Regions from separate parts of the Mus musculus genome. Here region 2 is linked to region 1. A link is a loop called in an ENCODE intact Hi-C map of the cell type or tissue named here. Cell type or tissue: left cerebral cortex. All regions are shown on one strand. Links, peaks and the distances in the headings refer to the core of each region. The heading gives the core; the rest is flanking DNA.

What was found. A loop is a pair of places that touch in the nucleus more often than their neighbours do. Peaks named below come from ENCODE experiments on the same cell type or tissue, not always from the same donor. Only the 100,000 strongest peaks of a DNase experiment are listed, where the experiment ranks them.
Region 2: a loop joins it to region 1, with 4 times the contacts of the local background. A loop is called at or near these places in 2 of 42 quality-filtered maps.

The regions. Positions count from the first base shown.
Region 1 is chr7:49,186,244-49,194,573 of GRCm38, forward strand. It overlaps a transcript of Nav2 not described here. Among named protein-coding and RNA genes, the nearest start is that of 9130015G15Rik, 28 kb to the left of the region's middle. In left cerebral cortex, for the core only: no CTCF peak of the experiment used is centred there; DNase peaks (open chromatin) are centred at 2,646, 3,326, 4,157, 5,014 and 1 more place; H3K27ac peaks cover 3,532 bases.
Region 2 is chr7:49,261,890-49,270,219 of GRCm38, forward strand. The region is part of intron 1 of Nav2 (neuron navigator 2); the gene reads left to right. Among named protein-coding and RNA genes, the nearest start is that of Nav2, 20 kb to the left of the region's middle. In left cerebral cortex, for the core only: no CTCF peak of the experiment used is centred there; DNase peaks (open chromatin) are centred at 512, 4,767, 5,857, 6,225 and 1 more place; H3K4me3 peaks cover 310 bases; H3K27ac peaks cover 6,532 bases.

The DNA.
Region 1 (8,330 bases), core at 23-8,022:
AGGTATCGCTCAATCCAGTCAGGCTGACAATCAAGGTTAGCCATCCAACTCTGGTAGGAGTTCAAGGCTGTAAGAATAGAATAGACTCTCCTAGTCTGGTAACTAATTATCAATAGAGTATGACAAGGAATATCAATGGCTGATGGTGTAAGAAGAGGAACTAACATTTACTGAGCCTTTACTATGTGTGTGTCAGTCACTTGCTACTGGACTCAGAAGCATGTCTCGTGTGATCATGACTACAACTCTTATTGGGTATAGAAAGAGCTATTGCAGCTAAGGAAATGGAAGCACAAAGAGGTCATGTGGTTTGCAGGGTCACACAGCTTATAAACAACAGGACATAAATAGAAAACCCAAATCTGACTCCAATGATCCACTGAGGCTGGGACAGCGGACTTAGATAGGTTTTTCTATGTACCATGGTGTCATTGACAGTCCTACTGGCTGCCAGGACAGTGATATGGCATTGTGCTAGGGACAGCACCTGACCCCAAGCTTGTCTTTAGACCTGAACCCACCTGGATGGTTATCCCACGGTGTTGTAAATTAGGTTAAGTAAGAGGCCCAGGCTTGAGCCTTCAGCCCTGTCAGCAGAAATGCTAATGCCTACTGAGAGAGGCCAGAAAATGCACACCCAGCATCTCTGGGGGTCACCGGAATCAGACATGGCTTGTGTTCTGATGGTCTGCAACTGACCTTGAGGGGCTATGAGAAAAACTGGAGATGTGCGATGGGAAGTCTATCTTTGATACAAATATTCTTATCATTACAACAGGCCCCTTTGTCACAGGCCACAGAGACCCAGCTGGCTGGCTTCCCTGCTTTGGAAATTTTACGCAGATGGGCTTTGGGCAACCACACATGGCAAGCAATGGAGAGAGGTGATGCCTGTCTGACCTGAATCTCTACAGTCCTGGGTGCCGTGTCCCCCACACTGCCAGAAGGGACCTTAGGTTCGGCAGAATTAGAGGGCAGAGCCTGGGGGGAGGGGCTTCCCAGGACGGGTTGTGTCTGAGAATGTTTCCAAGTTGAGGACAGTAGCTTGAGAGGCTTGCGAGAGATCAGCTCAAATTCTCAAACAGCAGCCGTGTTCCAAGCACGTGCTTTTAATTGCATCCAGAGATGTGGAGTAACTTAAAAAAAAAAAAAAAGTCACACTCTTGAATATGGTGGAACCAGGACTTGAACTCAGTTCTGACTTGTTTTGTGGCTCATCTGTCCTCAGACACTGCAGAAAGAAATCCCCACCCCAACTTGTAGACTGCTACAGAGAGGTGGCAGCGATTCTCAGATATGCCAGCTCCTTCTGCACCAAATAGAGGCTGAATGGCACTGGCACTTATCCTTTGGGGCTGTGCATTTAGCTGTGCTGGCTGCTGTCCTGCCGTGGTCAGTGTGCTGAGAGTCCCATTGCTCTGTTGCCAGGGGCATGCAGAAGACACAGTCCTGCTAAGAGCAGGGCTAAGCACACACAAACCTGCACGTTGTATTCCATAGGAAGATGGGTTCCCAGTAGACATAGAGAAGCTGATGTTCTTACTGTTGTCACCAAGGCAAACTGTGGAGGGGGCTTCAGATCATACCCGGGGTTAAATCTCCCCTTTGCTTCCTGTATGGTTCCACCTCTTCCATCCTCCCAAGCCAGCAAGTCTAAACCCCTAACTGCAGGACAAAATCAACCCCTGCTGGACAGCTGGAACCTGGGCCCCTCTTTGCTAACATCAGCATCACCCCCATCCTTATAACCCCATGAGGCAGACAGCATCGGTCTCATCTGTCTAAGGGAGGCCCAGTCGCTTGGCTAGTTTCTGCAACAAGGGATTGGAGCAAGGAACAGGCTTGTACCTGCATCTTTCTGCTCTGAACCTGGACTTGTCGGCAGCCAATCAATTCTTGGTGGGGAGCCTAGCCACTGACACACACAGAATGGGTGGAGAGAGTCCAACCATCTGACCTACCCTTCCTACTATTGAAAGGTTGAGATGAGGGTCTCTCATATGGCTTCCATCCCTCTCTTTTCCAATGTCTGATCCAGAAGTTTGGGAATGCTCACAGATCAACTACTAAGGGCCAGACATGGTGCTAGGACTTCAACATTTGACTGCCCCTCAGTGAGATAGTGGTTGTCTTTTCCTTATATAGAATGACAACCCTGAGATTCAGGTGGCTGGTGAGTTTCCCTGTGAGTGTTCATGGGGCCTCTCTGTTAGGCACTGTGGCTGATGTGGTGTGGCATGTAGATACTAGAGCTGGGCTTATACTCCAGTGCAAAAGCTGACTGCTCACTTTCCAAGAATCCTGTGGGCTACTTTTTAAAGACAGTTATTATTAAAATTTAAATTTTATTGCCTGACAAGTAGATGCTTTTACATTAAAAAATGAAGGTTGTAAATCCCCCAGACTCATCACTCTCAGCGATGTTGTTGCTGCCTGCACCACTGGAGTCGTTCGGCTCTGCTACGGCCCAGGCTAGGCATGCAGATGAAATAGCACATATTGGTTTGCTATGCATAATTCTTTTCAATGTACTCCTCTATGCAGGCACACAGGAGCATGAAATCAGCCACAGTGGGAGGATTTTCTCAGCAGAAGCTATAGATCACAGCTGCTTCGTGGGTCCTGGAGAGAATACAGCCTGAATACTTTGTAGACTGTCCTGCCTCAGACATGTCCTATATCAGCACTGGGCCCAGGGACATGTGTCTGGGCAGTTCACTGGGTTCTTTGGTGGTTGGAGAGACATGAATCTCCCAGGGTCTCTTCCACACAGCAGACATAAAGATGTGCTGCCCAGGTTGAGGGCTGGGACAGGGACTGCAGGAAGCTGGAAAAGGAGAGGAGAGTCCTCCTGGAGAGGTCCTGGAAGGAGCTTGGTGCTTCTGGTTCTAGAATTCTGGGCTCCAAAGCTCTCAACTGTGGTATCTTACCATGGATGCCTTCAGCAAGGAAACAGACCTCCATATGACTGAACCTTTCCAAACTAAGGACTTAGGTAAACAATACCAGCACAGGCAGTTACACAAAGACTTGTTCACCCGTGATTATAGCAGGTTCAATTGCTATAGGCCCAAACTGGAAATAAGCCAAGTGCCCAACAATTAAAAAGTGAATATACTCATTGTTACACATTCAACTGTGAAATACTATCTAGCCATGAATAGGACCAACCTGCAGGCAGGCACATGAGTAACATAAATGAATCTTAAAGACATTATACTGGGAGATAGAAGCCAAGGAGAAAATCTGAATGTAGAATAATTCCATCTGTGCAAAATTCTATAAAAGGGAAATTTAAGCTCTAGGAATGAAAGCTCAGAGAGCCTTTGGGGTAACGGGAACACCTATATCCGGATTGCAGCAGCAGCAGCGACAGAAGCCACACATTTTTAGAAACACTTCCAATGGTGCATTTTATTCTGTGTAAATCAGTGCTTAGTGCAGTTATCCTAAAGAGGGAGATCTGCCTGCTCAGGTCACAAGGGGCCGAAGCATCATTGTCTAAGTCCAAGTCTCGGGGCTCCTGAAATAAACATCTATTCCACTCCATTCTACTGAGCAGGCACATTGTGTGGACCCACTGTAACCCTGGGGAGCTTTTCTGGAAGATGTCCTTCATGGCTATTCTCCAGGGCAGATGGGTTTTCTCGGGGGGGGGGGCAGGCTGTGTGGAGGTAGATTAAGTGGTAGCTAAACTCAGGTATTGTTAGTTTACCAGGCCCCTAAGGGGAAAGAGGTTCGAATGCACATCCCTGGGGTACAGGTGACAAGGATGCCAATACTCCTGGCAAGGCTGTGTGCCATGTTTATAGTGAGCATCTGCTGGAGAGAGTGGCCTTGGACCATTGGGGGTGAGGCTTTTTTTTTCCTAGAATTTAAGAGTGCTTCCCCCACCCTTTACCCTCTGCCTATCAGGCCTTGGTGTCCACATCTACCAAAGAAACATCTTGCATTGGCTTTGAACTTTCATTGTAAAGACGTACTTAGGTAAAGTATGTCAAACGGTGACTGCAACCAAGATGAACGCCCAGGACAAGGATCTTATTGGTAACCTGAGTGATTGAAAAGACCATAGAGGATCCTTCTGGAAACAGAAGCTGGGAAGATGAACCCATCATCTATTTTCATCCTTCCTGGAAGGACAGAGCAGATGGGAGTCCTGGCAGATGCCATCTGTTTCTAAACACCGTTTCTGGCAGGGTGTGTCATGAAACAAAACCAAACATGCCTTTTTCCAATCTCAGAATGATGGAGCTCTACTTGGATAGGTCTTGTGAGGAAGGGTCCTAGGTGCCTGAGTGAAGAGGCAAAGCTGCAGTCTGGGTGGTGAAAGCATCCTGGGACAGAGAAGGATCTTACCCACTAAATCAATGCATGAGCTGAATCTAACATGTTAGCCTATTAAGAGAAGCCAATTGCCAGATATACTGTCTGTGTGCCCTTCTGCTCCCCCCAGCTAATGGAAGCCTTCCTTCAGCATCTTCAACAGGCTCTGGAGTGCTGCCAGAGGGCTTGGAGGGATCTTTGGCCCAATCACAGGCCCCTTGCAGAATTAATTTCTCCTTTCTTACTTTGTTTCATTTCCCCTCATCTTCCAAAGCAATGCATGTGCAAAACAATCACTAGCAGAGACCTGTATGTAACCAAAAGGGGGAAGCAGAGTTTCAGCACCTACCCCCACCAAGTGACTGCTCTGGGCTGCTTTCCTTGCCCAGTCCCACCCCCCCCCCCCGCCCCCTACCCCCAGTGCCCGTTGCTGTTTGTAGTCCTGCTCTTACATCCATGTGTGTCTGTGTTCATGTACAGCCATAGAACTTCCCAGCACAAAGAGAGCCGGACTGTAGCCAGCATTCTCCTTTTCACCAGGTGCCTTCCATGGCAGCACATGGAAATTCACTCCTCTCTCCCTCCAGGCTGCGACATGCTGGGTAATCTGCACAGGCTACAATTTGCTCAGCCATTGAGCATTTGGGGTGTTGCTGTCTCTCTTCAGTCTACAGAACATTGCTTTTCTGTTTGTGAAAGCTTCCAGGGAAGGCTGAGGGCTATCCAGCAGCAAGCTCCAGCCCTTCACAGCCTCTCAGGCACCATCCTTCCTCCACCCCACCGCCACTCTTAGCGACTCCCCTCTCAGCTCAGCCTCTCCTGCCCTTGTCCTTAATAGCATGTGACACTTGGCACAAGAGCTACCAAGCTGAGGAGGAGCTTAGTTCTATCCTTGATGCCTTTCTCTAAGTGCTCTTGTTAATGTTTCGTGATGGATGGCGGAGAAACCTGGGAAATGTACCAGCCTGGATTCTTAAAGTATCTGCGTGCACTGACTTAACGTATTCATTTATTCAGTGTGACAGCAGAGAGAGGAGTGCTGTGAGTGCAGAAACAAGCTTCAGAGGGGAGTGGGGAATAGAAGGGACAGGACTAGCTTCTATTAAGCCTCTCTTAGAGCCAAGCATCTTACCATTCACTGAGCATCGACCTGCCAGGTTGCTGTGAGTATCTCATTTGCATATGAGAAAATAGACATGAATCTGCAGACGACTATAGACACAGACGGACAGAATTGGTAGCAAAACCTACTCCCTCTATGGCTGTGAATTGGATAACATCAATAGCTAATGGTTATGCCTGTGTCCTGGGAGCCAGGCCCCATCCTGAGCTTCTTGTGGGTTCGAATATACTTGTACTTGTGTGAGGGAGTTGACCACAATGACCCCCATTTTACAGACCAGGAACAGAGGCTCAGAGCTTAAGTCACCCCTTAAGTGTGATAAACCCTTCTCTGGCAGGGCTGGGAGCTGAGTCTGGGGAGGCCGCTCCTGGACAGAGCCATCCCACCACCCCACATTTTGCCTAGAGACAATTCAAGGGTGACTAAAGACAAGGGTCAGCAGCCTTGTGCTCCTTTGGGACCCTGGCAGAGAAGGAAGAGAGCAGCAGCTCTCTTGATGCATCTGATAGAGCTGACAGGGGTCATTTTGAGAGACCTGGCTCAGGGTGGCTTTCCCTGCAGAGACTGGGCAGCGTCAACTCGGACTCTCCACATTGCACTCTTCTCAGCCCACAGCTTCAGGCCAGGTGTCTCTCTAAATAGCAAACAGAAATGACAAAACACAGAACCTTGACAGGGGCTGTCAGGACATCCCAGCCTATGAGGAGATGGAAGACTGCAGGTGGTTTGAGGCCAGAGTTGACAATGGAGATGAGCCATCCCCAGGAACACCTCAGGCTGGCTGGTGTGAGGACCTCTCAGGCACAGCTTTTATCAGTAGAGCAGCTAGCTAATCAAGTGTGAAACCAAGGCTTGTGGCCAGGGTGGCTGGCTGTGCTGAAGAAGCAAAAAGGAGGTCACCTGTGCTGAGAGGAAGGGAAACCATAGAGGTGGTTGTGGCAGAGCCTGGTAGGGCAAACCAGGGCTGCAAGTGCACACATTGGGGGGCTGCAGTGAATACAATCAGATGTGCTAGTGTGTCCTCCCTGGCTGTTGATGCAAAGTAAAGGCTGCTGGTAGAAGGAGGAGGAGTAGAAATAGGACAGTCTGGGGCTCCAGCATAACCCATGAACTCATCTGTAGGAGCACTGCTCCAAGGGAGACATGTCTCCTGGACACGTGTGATGGCTCATGTGACAGCTGCAGGTCTGAGATGTGAGTAGGATGTGTGAGCAGGTAGAGCCAATAGCGTTGTGATTTGGATGAAAGGTATTTGAGAAGGAAGAATCAGGCATACTATCCAATGCCACCGAAAGTGGACAGAAAATGGCAGAGGGGCAGGTCATGAGAAAGAAGGGGGACTCGAGAACTCTCTTGGCTTTGATCTAGTTGCCAGAACTTCTAGAAGTCCAAGTGGGACTATGGGAGAGGAACTTGGCGTGGCAGATGCAGGGGTCCAGCCTGAGGTGCAAGTTGAGAACGGTTGAAGCAGAGCATCTCCAGAGCTCACTGTGGCCTTCTAATAGACCTGGAAAGGCAGAAGAGCAGAATCAAGCGGCCAGAATTCCGTTTCTGTGAGTGCTCTTTGTGGTGAGAGTCTGATTCATTTCCACGTTACACTGCAGAGCAGCTAGAAGTCATTTCACGCATCTGGTTCACAAAAATTAAAGAACAAAACAGCAGCACCAACAAGAACCATCACCAGTGGCCCAGAGAAGGTGGGTGGGTGGGTGTTACAGATCTGAACTCAACTCAGTTTTCAGTGCCCATATCTTCCTCTGTTTATGCCACACCAGCTGGCTGTCTCTAAGGCTGTATGTACCTGGAGACATGCCTCTGTCCACATTGTGTCTCCTTCCTACTGTGCTCTGCTACTTTCTGGAAGTGTTCCATCCCTGAAACCTAATAGAGCTAGGACCATATCCACCAAGGAGGTCAGTGATGGCAGCCAGGGCAGGCCAGATGGGCAGGGCCTCAAGAGAAAGGCCCTACTAACACTCCTCACCTCTCAAGGACACAGTCTCTGCGTTTAAACACATTCAGCCATCAGAAGAGCCATAAAAAGACCAGTATTATCTCAATTTGATAGAGGAATAAAATGAGTTTTCAGACACTTACTTGTTCAAGTGTCAGAGCTGGGAAACAGGAACCAGAATGTCAACAGGCCTCTCCCTGACACAAATGTCCAAACGTCTAACTATTGGCCATGTATGACAACACACCCATACCAGCTGGCCACAATGGAGCTTCCGAGCACGGTATAACCTAGTGAGCCTTCTGACCACAGTAGTCAGACCACACACATACATACACACACATACACACACACACACACACACACACACACACACACACACATCCACACTGTAGATACAGTTGCTTTACACAGAGACAGTGGCTGCCATGTGCTGGAATGGGCTCTAAACAGTTGAGAGCATCATCTGCATCCCAGCTCTGCAGTCAGGCTCTGCCTTGGGGCTCACAGCATCATGGAAATCTGTAGAGAGGTAATGTGTCAGTCAGCAATGATCAGATTTGAACTGACATTAGGATCAGGGGTGTCCATCTGGAATGAGAGGAAGGTGATACATCTGGGAATGAGGAACACTCCTGTGCTGGGGAGACCAAAAGCAGCTAGATGGGCTGTGGTTCTAGCTCAGCTATGCACCACCCTCATAGCTTCAGCCTTTATTGAAGTAAATGGATGTACTTCTGACTTTCTGACTCTTCTAGTCCTGCGGGGAAGATGGATAATGAGAAATGAAAGTATAGAATGTGTACTAGCCATGATGGCATGTGCCTTTGATCCTAGCACTTGGGAGGCAAGGAGAGGCAGAGCTTTCTGAATTTGAGGCAAGGCCAGCCTCATCTATACATACAAAGTTGCAGGATATCCATGATT
Region 2 (8,330 bases), core at 322-8,321, 76 kb after region 1:
CAACTCTAACTTGACAGGTGGGTGCCATCTGTCTGTGTTACAGCTAAAGAAAGCGGAGCTGGAAGAGGTGAGATGACCTGCTTACCTCGCACAGCTAAGATCTGACTAAGGCTCATCTCTCACTCTTCTCTACCCATCTCCTGTGACTCACAGTCCACGGTGACTGTAATAGGAACCTTGCGTCCCCATTCACAGCTGCCCTGAGTCGGGTGGGGGCACAGTGTGGGCAGTGTGCCTGGAATCCCAGGACTCGTGGGGTATATCTGTGCCCCCTGTCAACAATCCACCCTTCAGTAACGTTGCACTGGCTGCCAGCTGCTGTCACCACAGCCAGACCCCACACCCACACAGGAGAGGGCTCTGGCCAAGGGCATGCTAGAGCAGGAGGAGGAAGTGCCCTCCAGAGGGGCTTGTTTCAAGGCTCCTGAATGGCTCCATTGAGGTACCCAGGCAGGATGACAATGGGCCCGTTGGAAGCCCTGGCCCACAGAGGTGAGAGGGCCTGAGTCCGGCAGGCAATGCTGGCTCAGAGGCCAGACGCTGACTTCCAGGGCAGGAAGCCAGCGCCTCTGACGTGCTCTAAAATGCCAGCTCTGCTTAATGGCGAGCAGCTGGGGCATCTTGAGTTCTTCCCTGTGCCAGGGAGGCATTGTCAACCCAGTACACCACCGGCTGTAGTGACACACTCCCCCTCTCTGCTGCATTCTGACCCCCTTCCTGGGCTATGTCCTGCACAATAGCCACCAGGACCTGTGGCTAGCCTCTTCCTGTGCCCCCTCGGTCCTTGGGGGGGATAGCCTTTCCAGCCCTATGGAGAAAATAGCATCTACCCCTTCCTCAAAAACACAAAAACAGAACTTGGAACACTCACAGGTATGGTGGTCAGGTGATGTACAAAGCACCTGGGCAAATTTGAAATAAAATGAAATAATTTTTAAACGTATGCTTACATAGGCAGCAGGTATGGATACATGGCAAGCCTGGATAGAGATCCTGGTTTATCAGGTGGTCCGTGGGGCTCACTTACACTGAAGCCTGTTTGTTTGTCAGATATTCAGATTGCCCGGGACACCCTCATTCTTACCTGTGAACTCCGTCAGCTATGCCGAGGGTGTCGTGACAGATGCTGCCACAGGGAAGGATGGAAATAGGAAGAAGTCTCTTGGGGCCACTCTCTGACCTGTTTCCCAGGAATGAAGTGGCCAGAGGCTGGCTTAGTGGACAGTTACTGTGGGGAGGTGACAGGCAGCAACCTTGTCACCTCCCCATAGCGACATCATCCCAGGTCCACTGTGAGAAGGGGCATCGGCTGTGGTTCTAGCCATGATGATTTCTGAGTGCTTCGCTGTGGCCACATCCTGGCGAGTTTCATGGTCCCTGTCCCTAAGGCCTTAACACATGAGTAAGCGCATGTGCAAGCTGCCACACTTTGACAAAGGCATAAGCCTGCAAGGGAGGGGATGTGAAGGGTGTTTTCAGGGGCTCCCCTCTACCCTGACTAAAGGTTTTAGAATCAGGGCATCCGACTTATAACCCTAAGCCCTGTCCCTGAGCAGACTAGTCACATGTCCCTAATCAAGACTGTCTCTTAGTCTTGGTTTTCTTCTTGTATAAAGTGGGAACAACTTTCCTTATCTACAGGGTCCAGCATGAAGCTCCAAGAACAGTGACAGGTGTGGGCACAAGTTACCAGCTGTATGAGTCTAGGTAGAGTGTGTTAGGGGTGGGCTGATGGGAGAGAGGAAAGTCTAAGGCCTTGAATGCTTGAACCCCATCCCTGCCCCATGCCCTTCACACTAGCCGTGGGCTGACTCTCTGCCTCTAGTTAACCTCTACCATGGTGGCCACTCATAGCATTCACCTCTCTCTGGTCAGTATAATAAAAGTAGGGGTTTTATAAATCATATTTTATAATTTGATCATGCCTTTCATTAAGGACTTATGCTTGAGATTCGCCAGGCCTGCTTGAAAGCCGATTTTACTGTGTAACCTCAAATAAAGACTTGAGTATCTTGCTGCCTCAGTTTCCGCCTTGGTGAAATCCAGCCTTGTAGGCGTGATTGGGAACTGAGAAGAGACCACACGTCTGAAGGGCTTAGCATGGAGTCCGGCATGTGTCAGATGCTCAGGAAGCAGACACTGATAAAGAAGGTCTTGGGTTCTATGACACCTTTGTGAGTTAATGATCAGGTAGAAAATAAAGTCCAGACGGCGGACTGACCAGCCCACGCAGGCATAGCTGAAAGGGAGACTCCTTGACGTCTCAGGGGTCCTTGGCTCTCCTAGCTTGTGGGAGACACTGCTTCTATCTTTTACCTGGACACCTCTCTAAAGGCTACCTGGACCCAGTCATATTTGGGCCCAGAGACTTGAGCGTTATGGATATCTTGGCATGCCTACCTGTTGCTTCCTTGGGTCAGGGTAAAGGGTACATACGCTGACAATCTGATTTCCCAAGTACCAGCCATTCTGCCCTTGCTGGTTAAAAGTTGGAGGTTTTAATCACCCTCTTCAACCTTGTGTTTACAGAAGTCTGCAGAGATTTGCTGGTTTTTGTTTTTGTTTGTTTTGTTTTTGTTTTTGTCTTGAACACAAAGGCAGCTTTGCGATGAGCAAGGTTTATGGGGAGAGGTTAGGGAAGAACTATCTAGAGAAAGCCAGCCTCAAGCCCCTGCAGCCTTCTGATGCAGGTGGATGCTTGCCCTCCGCTGGGGGCTATGCTGATTCCCAACAGCAGCCTCGATGGTTGAAAGTGTGCAGGGAAGCTTGCTTGCCCTGGGCTGAGGGCTTGCCATGGTTCTCACCTTTCAGAAGAGTGGCGTGAGGCAAAGGTTGGGTGGTTTTGAGCTGGCTCTTGTAGCTTTAAACTGTAGCACTGGTTTGGAGTGTACGTTTATTAGCCCAGAGCCCCTGCCATGCTGTCTGCCATGTGCCAAGGTCTGCATGCTTTAAGGGACACCAACTAGAAGCAGACATGGGCCTGCCTTTGAGGTTGTAGCCGAGCACAGGAAGTACTCCACTTTCTGCATTGGACCAAAAGATACCTAGTGCCTATTGGTAAGATGGGGAAGATCTGCTCCTTTCACTTCTTTTCTTAAAGGACGGACTGAATGAAAAAATAAAAAAATAAAAACGAACTCATGACTACTAGCAATGGTTGAGGAGGAGGTTTATTGTAGATATGAAGGAAATCAAAACCAGAGACATATGGAAGGGTTAAGAGTGAACACGGCTATGATCTGGGCCAGGTGAAAAGAGAGGAGAGGGAGAACAAGAGAGGAGCCACCGACCAAGGTGGGTGGACTAGGCCAAGAGACTGGCCAAGTGAGTAGTGCAGCCTAAATGGCTGAGTTATACAGAGGCCAAAGGAGCTGAGGGAAGAGGTAACCTAGTCCGTGGGATAGAGATCAGGGTAGGGCGTAGGGTATGCCAGCCAGGAGGACCCTGTAACACATAGGGACCAAGGGGTGCTGGGAGAACCTGGTGGCTAGAGTCCACTTTGATCCGTCATCAGGCATATCAGCTGTATGTCCCAGGTTTGAGACCTCACACACCAGAAAGGAAAGCGGGGTCCCAGAGATGAGAAGAGTCTGATGCTGGTCATCCCGCAGTGAGGAGGTGAGGCAGGGTGAAGAATAATGATGACCTTGCAAGCCAGACAGCCTGCCTGGTCTCAGACCCACAAAACAGAGACCTGGGGTGGGATCCTGAGCAGAGGAGAGGAGCCCGGTTGGCAAGGGTGGAGACTAAGGTCTGGCCTGGGTGCTGCTGGTGGCTTGGAGATGCTGGTGCTTCTGGAAACAGGAGGGTGGTGGGGTGGCATGGAGCTGTGGAGACATGATAGTGGCCATGGAGATGGGGTAAGGTGGCGCTGGGGCAGGGAAGATGGGATGGCGGCTGATCATCACTGAGTCCACGTCTGGCCGCTGTCTAGTGTTTGCAACAGTCTTACAAGGAAAATGTTCTTATAAGCTCCACATTTTACAGACAGAGAAGCAGAAGCACATGGGGTGAGAATGGTCCAGAGTAGGGATGGACCTTGAGGCAAGTGGACTTGAGTCACAGATGGGGTTGGAATGGTTAGAAGCAGGGCACTTGATGGGCCATGTGGGGCTGCAAGTGAGTGCTGTCCCTGGGGCCTCAATGAAGAGTTCTGGGAGAAAGGTGGGTGGGGACTGGACTTGGTAAGAAGAGACTGGAGGCACCTGAAGAGCTGTGATGACTCCAAATGAGTATGGTTGTGGCTCAGGCTCCTAGCTCAGTGATGGGAACAGCGACTATGTGGACCCAGCAAAGACGAGCCTCCACAGGTAAAGTAGGAGTGAGCTGTTTGAAAGGAAAAAGAGAGCAAACCAACTTCAGGCATGTCCCTCAGCACGACGGCGATCACTTGGTTCCAGTCTCCGGAGATGGCTGAAGTGTGGGGGACATAAAAAGGACCTTACCTACTGGTCCCTTTCATTAGGGTCTCCTGTCCCCAAACACTCCTATGCCCTGATCCCTTCTCTTATTTATGCTCAGCCAAATGTGCAGCTTCCTGGCATCTTTGCCAACCACAGATGAAGGTGCCCTTCCCTTGAGGGCTCACATGTTTGGCTAATGAAGGTACAGTGTGGGCAACCCGAAGGGCACGGGCAAGAGCGGGAGAGATTCACCCCCCCCCCCCCACTTACGCCAGTCATGTCTAGAATTCACTGTCCTGGCCAGATGTACCACAGAAGGCTATGTTGGGGGAGGGAGAGCAGCCCTCAGTCCTGGCACCCTGCCTCAGCAGTCTGTTGTTATTGAGCACAATTCTACGTCTTGCCAAGCCAGAGTTGGGTCCCGGCCTCAGAGTCACAGGAACCTCAGATAGTCCTTTATTTCCTGATCTGCAATCTTCTTACTTCTAAAGTGGGATAACAGCACCTTCCCTGTGATGTTTGGAGGAGGAAATTCGAGGTTTGAAGCATGCTGTACCTAGGACCTGGCACATAGTAGGTGCTCACTAAATGTACACCACAGTTGGTGTTTGGCTTCTCTGTGAGTTTGGGGCTACTCTGGGGCCTTCGAGCACAGCATGGCTGATTGCAGCCTGGCTCTGAGCTTTTCCTGGGCTCCTACTCAAAGTTCTTAGGGGAGACATGGGTGGCAGGAGGTGGGGTCAGGTGGGCTGTAGGAGCAGTTCTCTGGTTGTCATCTTCCAGTGTGCTTTGTAGAACTCCGTTCCCCAGACAACTGCATCAGGCAGTAAAGAGCTATGCCTACATTGTGCCAGGCTCTATAGCAGTGGTTCTCAACTTTCCTAATCCTGTGACTCTTTAACACAGCTTCTCCTGTTATGGTGACTGCCCCCCTCCCCCAAACCATGCAATTATTTTCATCGCTATTTCATAACTGTAATTTCACTACTGTTGTGAATTGTAATGTAAATATCTGATGTGTGGGATATCTGATATGTAACCCCACAAGGGGTCACGACCCATAGGTTGAGAACCACTGCTCTAGAGTAACCAATCTTGCAGTGATCTCACAAAAAGTGCCCACCCTTGACTTCATCTTAGGTGGGAAGAAGTGGAACTCGGTGAGACCGAGTCACTTCCTTAATGTGACATAGCTCGCTGGAGTCGAGACTTGAACTCCCAACCTCCAAGCCTTTCTGAAGAAAGGGGTTGACGCCACTCACCCTGCATTTAGGTAGCTTGCCTGCAGCTCAGGATCATTGTTGCTTCTCTGAGCACCAAAGACTAGAGCCATCTGTCAAGAGGTTTTTCTCAGGGAGCTGGTGCAATGGTTTCAGGGGAGAACATGAAGAAATAGCATCACTTTTTTTTTTCTGCCCTGTGGTAAAAATAACCTGCAGAGATAGAGGAACCAACGGTGGTTGGAGGCTGGCATTGGTGAGAGGAAGGAGACAGAATACCCACCTGGGTGCCACATGCTGCCATCTGCTCAACACAGAGCAGCCAGGGCCAGCCTGACCCCCAGCACCAGGGAGGCCACCAGCTCCCACCTTCTGACATAAGAGAGCCTCCTTATAAAGTTGAAGGTCCATGGAGGCACGGAGAGCAGAGGGTTCACAGAGAGCAGTGGCAGTCCCAAGCTGGTGTCCACACGTAGAATGCTACCCCGACTGGGCCCTCCTCCATACCCACCAGCTCTGGGCACGCACTGGGCACGTCTTCTCACCATGAAACAGTTTTAAAAATAAAAGCCACTTGCTGTAATCAGAGAAGCCGTGATCATGTTAATGCATGCAGCATCCTCCCGTGCTAGGCCTAAAATAGCTTCCTGCCAAGCAAAGCAAAGAGTTGTGATGTTTCTAGGCCGCCTCCTGTTAGGCTGTGGGACTCGGTCTGAGCACAGGCTATGGATAAGGGAACCTCTGTGGCAGCCCCTGGGCCTTGGCTCTGATCATGCCGAAGGCTGAGCCTTGAGTACACTCCTCACCTGCGTGTGCCACAGACTGCAACCTGTGATCTGGTGACCCCAGATCTGGAGAGTTGGCTCATCTCAGGGAGTATCATGCATCAATCCTGAGACTCCTGAGGTAGCGGCAACTGTACTGGGCATGTGCTAAGCAGAACCATTAACTGACTTAGAATTAAATCTCTATAAGCTTAGTACTGTCTTTGTGGGATGCCTGGTGTGGACTGACTTGATAATCTTGGAATAAGCGGATGGGGAAATGACAGCCAAGATTAGATCCACTTTATGACAGGAATAACTGAGACTTCCTGGGTGTGATGGACTTGAGCCCCCCGGAGCTAATTTGTACAAAGCTCGATTTCGGGCCAGGAGTCTACACTCACAGTCATTTTGTCAGCCTGCCTTTCCCAGCCATCTGGAGTCAAAACACAAGTAATTAGGAAACACTTGTGGGCCTTTAAAACCCATCCCAAGCCCCTAGGCAGGAGTGCTCAGGCTGTGCTGCACGAGGGCTGAGCTTGTCGAGTGTCTACCACCTCATAAAAGGCAGAGCGGATTCGGACTCTGGTCTAAACCCTAACATAGGCTATCACCATTCCACCTAGCTGTTCCATTACAGATGCTGACCACAGCTACCTCAGGTGTCATGGGAAACATATTTCATTTGTTAGACTCTTCTTTAGGGAAGAGAATCCCTACCCCAGGGTGGATAAGGCACCTGGTAAATGCTTTTGAGGGAGTCACTATCTATATAAAGATTCTTGCCAAACATCAGTATGCTTAGCCCATTTTGGTGGCCAAGCTCACCATCCTATGAAGAAGCTACAGAAGCAGGCAGGAAAGGCCACCCTCTTGGCCTTTTGGACCACTTGACCTTGGAGCCAGGGCAGTAGCACAGGGCATGTCCTGGAGCTTTTTGGAGCACTGGCTGATACCTAGAGTAAGTAGACATAGAGAAAGTGTCTGAAAGGGACAGATTCCGCGTCTCTGGGTCAGAGTTAAAAATACGGGGTGCATTCCAGATTCAGGGAAGGGAAAGAAAGCAAGCTTCAAGGAAGGTATGTGAAAATCTGGCTTTAAGGACCAAAGAGAACACGGAAGAAAGGGAGGATGAGGGAGGGAGCAAGAAGGAAGAGAGACAGAGAGGGGGAGACCAAGGCGAGGGAAGGATGGAGAGAGAGAGACATAGACAGAGACAGAGAGACAGGGAGGATGGGTATTAAATATTAAACACCTCTGGGTACTAGGTCCAGTGCTAGAGTACATTACACAGAAAGAAAAGGTCACATTGCTGTAGGTGCAGAGGTGAGTCCTGGGGCATCAATGAAGTCCCCCTGGCTCTTGTGTCTGGGGCAGTGAGTCGGACCAAGGACACATGAGTATTGAACTGAGGGAGACGTATATGTTCAAAAGCTGGCCCACATGGCCCCCTGACCACGCATAGGTCACTTATGTAGCACCCACCTCTCTCACATTTGTGGATCACGGGCTTTTTCTGAGCACGTTATCTTCATTGTATGGAGTCCAGGTAGAAAAGAGATTCTAGTGTCTTCCTGCCCACTGGCCTCTTTCAAACGTTAGTCTCGATGCTGCTTGTCTCCAGCCTGTACTTTACTATCAGGATATATTCATGACTTATTCAATGTGGTGAGAAAGTCAGGTGTTAGCCTCTTCCTGACAGAGAGGATGCTACCCAAGCTGTGAACCATAGTGGAGAGTGGTGAGAGCTAGTGATGGGAGTTACAGGCTCTGGAGTGAAAAAAAACGAGGTTTGAGAACCATCTTGTTCCTTAGAGGACCCTTGTGCGGTGAGTCATTTCCTTGTCTAAAAAATAACCCTATGACACTGTAGAGGGTTCAGTACAACCATGCATGGGAAGCTCTTAGTGAGAAGCCTGATTGGCATATCGATCAGCACTGTG